Linked DNA regions of Homo sapiens: region 2 is linked to region 1. A link is a loop called in an ENCODE intact Hi-C map of the cell type or tissue named here. Cell type or tissue: endothelial cell of umbilical vein. All regions are shown on one strand.

Region 1 (2,500 bases):
AATGCATGTAGAGCTCTTAGCACAATGTATACAAAGGGCCCAATGTTAGCTCCTACTGCTGTTGTATTATTATCAATAACAATTCCAACGTAAGAGAAGCTCTAGAAACAAGAGAGCTTTTCTTTTCTTTTTGGACAGGGTCTTGTTCTATTGCCTAGGCTAGAGTTCAGTGGCATAATCATGGCTCACTGCAGCCTCAACTTCCTGGGCTCAAGTGATCCTCCCACCTCAGCTTCCCAAGTAGCTGGGACTACAGGTGTGCACCACCATGCCCAGCCAATTTTTTTTTAATTTTTTTTTTTTTGGTAGAGATGATGTCTCACTATGTTGCCCCAGCTAGTCTTGAACTCCTAGGCTCAAGTGATCCTCCCACCTCAGCCTCCAAAGTGCTAGGATTACAAGTGTAAGCCACCATGCCTGGCCTCTTTTCTTTTCTTTTAAAGGGAGGCTGGGAAAGCCGGAGAGCTAGTAGGAGCCAGGGCACATAGAGAGTGAGGTAGTAGCATGCCTAAGGTACACCTCAGCAGTTCCAGAATTCTGCTGCGAGTGGTCCTCCATCAAACTACTTCACCTCTCTGAAGTCTAGTTCGCTTACCTGTAAAGGAAAGATAATAACCAACTCTAACCTACTTCACCAGGTTGTCAAGGATTCAAATAAGACACACATCTGTAAAAGCACTTTGTATGTCTTAATGGAAATGTTAGATATTGCTTTCACATATGTTACAGATAACTGGCTATTGTTTCAATCAAGTCAGCGGTTCTAAACTTTGGCTGCAAATTAGAAGCACCCGGAAGCTTCAAAAAATCCAAATGCCCGGGCCACACCATAAACTAAGCCAGAATCTCTTCCGTGGGACCCAGGCCCAGTACTACTTTGTGTGTGTGTGTGTGTGTGTGTGTGTGTGTGAGATGGAGTCTCACTCTATCGCCCAGGCTGGAGTGCACTGGCGAAATCTCGGCTCACTGCAAGCTCCACCTCCTGAGTTCAAGCAATTCTCCTGCCTCAGCCTCCCGAGTAGCTGGGACTACAGGTGCCCGCCACCACGCCCGGCTAATTTTTTGTATTTTTAGTAGAGACGGGGTTTCACCGTGTTAGCCAGGATGGTCTCAATCTCCTGACCTCATGATCTGCCTGTCTAGGCTTCCCAAAGTGCTGGGATTACAGACATGAGTCACCGTGCCCGGCCCCAGTGCTACTTTTGTAAAGCTCCCCAAGTGATTCCAATATCCATCCAACATTAAGAGTCAAGAAATAAAATGTTTCTTAAACCTTCCCAATGATAAGGAGCCCCAGAGTCCCACCATACCTGCAGAATCAGCCTTCGAAGGGAAGGGGGCGTGGAGTCTATTTTCAACAGGCATCCTTAGCTGACTCTTAACAGCAAGCAATTATGAGAAACAATGTGTTGAATCATAGTCTGAGAGTTGGAAGGGATGTTGTTTAAAGTCTTCACCCTTGAATCATCTCAAAACCATGTGAAACTTTATGAATCCCACGAACGAAAGGCCAATGTGTGTTAACCCACTACATGAACAATAAATAATACGACTTTTAGCTATTCCTCTGTGCTGGAATCATCACCAGCCTCTCAGTTCCGTTTAGTTCCTGAACTTTCTAGTTCAGGAAATTTTGACTGACTGAAGAGATTTGCAATGATAAGAAACTTTTCTGAATCAAACAATTTGGGATGCTAGGAAATGCACAGAAAGAATCTTTCATTTAAAAAGAAATATTCAAATATTGTGAAATAAAATAATAAGCTGAGCTTTTTGATGTCCACAAAGAGAGCTGACCTCCAGGTGGTACAGACACAACTAAATTTTTATTATTTTTCTTTCAAAAGGAAATATTGCACAGTTCTATAAAGCTTACCCTATTACTTGAAGCTCACATGGGAAAGATAGGCAGATAACATTTAATGTAAATAACATACAAACAAGCTACTATGTCGCAGAAAAGTGGAAAATATCAAGAAAAAATGTAATCAACTGCTGATATGCAAGTTGTAAAACTCTGCTCAACTCTGTGCAATTTCCCTCATCTACCATTTTGAAAGCATCAAACTGACAGAATGGTTGGTCTATCAGCTTCTGCTGAACATTCTCATGTTGTCATTGAAAAGTTAAGCTTTGTGGAATTCTGTTCCCTCTGGGGTCACATTTACCTGCATGGCCTAAGTAGTTAACCTTAAAATATTTTCTCCTTTCTATTTCTTGCACTGTTTTGAGTCCAGCCTTCATCTCAGCTTTGTTTGAGCCACAAATACTGTCAATATTCAGAGACTATATTTATTTCTAAGCTTTTTAAGAAGAAAGATAATGGAGATTGATTTTAATAAATAGATGAGTTTCAGATATTTGCATTTCCTTTATAATGGCTTCATATCGGTTACTCAGTTCTAAACTTTGTCAGATAAGGCATTGGGGAATAACAATGCTGGATCCAGTTTGAATTATGTCTTTGGAAATTATAGCCACTCGTTTCATGTAATAAGCA
Region 2 (2,500 bases), 100 kb after region 1:
CTGCACTCCAGCCTGGGGGATAGAGTGAAACTCTGTCTCAAAAAAGAAAAGAAAAAAAAAAATTAGCCAGGCATGGTAGCGCTGCCTGTATTTCCAACTACTTGGAGGGCTGAGGTGGGAAGATTGCTTGAGCCTGGGACATTGTGGCTGCAGTGAGCTGTGTTCGCGCCACTGCAGTCCAGCCTGGGCAAAAGAGGGAGAGCCTGTCTCAAAAACACAAACCAAAAAAAACCCATAGAGATCATTTTTGAGAAGAAGTTTAAGAAAGGTAGACACTGTGCTGAGGAACTTAGTTGCTAAGATATAGACACAAGAAAATATTGGATACTTGGAAGGAGACGAGCAGACAACAGAACAAGAAGAACTTCATTTAAAGTCTTGTCCGGACTTGGTGGGGCGATGGTGCATTTCTGGTGTCTGACTTGCAATGTCTGGATCCTGAGTATAAGCTCGGCAAGCATTTAGGTTTGGGCCTGAATTTTGTCATTTGTAAAACTAAAAGAAAATAGGGATTCCATTTGTTTTGTTTGTTTGTTTGTTTGAGATGGAGTATTGTTCTTGTTGCCCAGGCTGGAGTGCAATGGTGCGATCTCAGCTCACTGCAACCTCTGCCTCCCAGGTTCAAGCGATTCTCCTGCCTCAGCCTCCTGAGTAGCTGGGATTACAGGTACGGGCCACCAAGCCCGCGTAATTTTTGTATTTTTGGCAGAGACGGGGTTTCACCGTATTGGTCAGGCTGGTCTCAAACTCCTGACCTCCTGATCCTGCCCGTCTGCCTCCCAAAGTGCTGGGATTACAGGCATAAGCCAAGGATTCCATTTGGATACGCTTCTGCAAGTAATTTCCCTTCCTTCTCATCATCTTTGGGTTCTGATGGATTCTGTAACTAGTGGGTAGCTTTTTTTTTTTTTTTTTTAAGACTGAGTCTTGCTCTGTTGCCCAGGCTGGAGTGCAATGGCGTGATCTCTGCTCACTGCAACCTCTGCCTCCCAGGCGCCTGCCACCATACCTGGCTAATTTTTGTATTTTTAGTGGAGGCAGGGTTTCACCACATTGGCCAGGCTGGTCTCGAACTCCTGACCTCAGGTGATCCACCTTCCTCGGCCTCCCAAAGTGCGGGGATTACAGGCGTGAGCCACCGCACCTGGCCACAGTGTATCTTTTTGTTATTGTATTAGGTTGGTGCAAAAGTAATCGCGGTTTATAATTATGCTTCCTTAAGCTAAAAACTTAGGTGAGAACACACCTCAGTCCTTTTAGCAATCCTCAGTTGAGTCTGACCATGCACATTCTTACTTACAAGTTTTAGTTGTCTGAGCCACCGCTTAGCTTGGTTTTTAGTTGCATGGCTGCCAAAGAATTGTTTAGCCAGAGGCCCTGCGCAGGTCTGCAGGGAAACAGAACAAAACACATTGCTCTTGTTTACGTCCTCGGGCTGAACCACCCATTTCTCTGTAGCAGTCAGGATTTCCTCAGGAAGCTTTCCTTGGGGAGGGTGGACCAGGGTGAAGCAGGATGTGATGACACGCAGCCCTCCTGCCCTCTGCAGCCAGCTGAGGTGAAGCCTCTATCTGTATCTGGCCTATGCTTCCTAGTCTGTGAGTTACAAGTCCAGGTCTTCTGCCCCAGGTTGGGGTGATGGAGTTGGTGGGGATGGACGGAGCTGCTGCCCCCATCCCCCTGGCTCCTTACTTCCATTTCATTTTCTTATCTGCAGTGCTGGGGTGAAAAGCCCAGGAGGGGGACACCCCTCGGAGGCCTCGAGTGCCTGGGTGGCAGCGGCTGTGCCAGCATTTCAGTCACAGCTTTTCCCATGGGGCCTGTGGGTGGAGTCGTTCAGGGCTGCGGGGTCTACCGCAAGCCCAGCCTCAGGAAGAAATAATGGAGTGGAGGATGTGGCAATTTGGCCTGGCCAAGCACCCAGCCATATGTTTCCTCAATTCAGGTTAAGTGAATTATTCAACTGTACACTGTAGGCATCTCAGGAGTACTGTTAACTAACCCTAAGTTTTATTTTAAAATATTATGGGGTGGGGATTACTTTCTGTGGAAGGCCTCAGTAGATGGCTTTATAGTTTAAATAAGCAGTAAGGTTAGCTTAAGCTTGTTGTGTGCCCAACTGCAGTGAGCCCGTACTTCTGTGGTGGTGAAGGCAGATTTTGGAGTAGACAGGAATGGATTTGAAGCCAGGATCTGCTCTCTTTTTTCTTTTTTTGTTTTTTAGACAGAGTCTGTTGCCCAGGTTGGAATGCAGTGGCACGATCTCGACTCACTGTAACCTCTGCCTCCCAGGTTCAAGTGATTCTCCTGCCTCAGCCCCCTGAGTAGCTGGGATTACAGGCGCAAGCCACCACACTCAGCTAATTTTTGTGTTTTTAGTAGAGACGGGTTTTCACCATGTTGGCCAGGCTGGTCTCAAACTCCTGACCTCAAGTGATCCACCTGCCTCAGCCTCCCAAAGTGTTGGGATTACGGGTGTGAGCCACTGCTCCCAGCTAGG

The links. Peaks named below come from ENCODE experiments on the same cell type or tissue, not always from the same donor. Only the 100,000 strongest peaks of a DNase experiment are listed, where the experiment ranks them.
Region 2: a loop joins it to region 1, with 6 times the contacts of the local background. A loop is called at or near these places in 1 of 110 quality-filtered maps.

What each region holds. Positions count from the first base shown.
Region 1 is chr6:148,266,488-148,268,987 of GRCh38, forward strand. It overlaps a transcript of SASH1 not described here. Among named protein-coding and RNA genes, the nearest start is that of SASH1, 75 kb to the right of the region's middle. In endothelial cell of umbilical vein, no CTCF peak of the experiment used is centred here; a DNase peak (open chromatin) is centred at 1,464; H3K27ac peaks cover 1,824 bases.
Region 2 is chr6:148,366,074-148,368,573 of GRCh38, forward strand. The region is part of intron 1 of SASH1 (SAM and SH3 domain containing 1); the gene reads left to right. Among named protein-coding and RNA genes, the nearest start is that of SASH1, 24 kb to the left of the region's middle. RefSeq lists enhancers at 473-1,349, 1,350-2,225. In endothelial cell of umbilical vein, no CTCF peak of the experiment used is centred here; a DNase peak (open chromatin) is centred at 1,458; H3K27ac peaks cover 2,500 bases.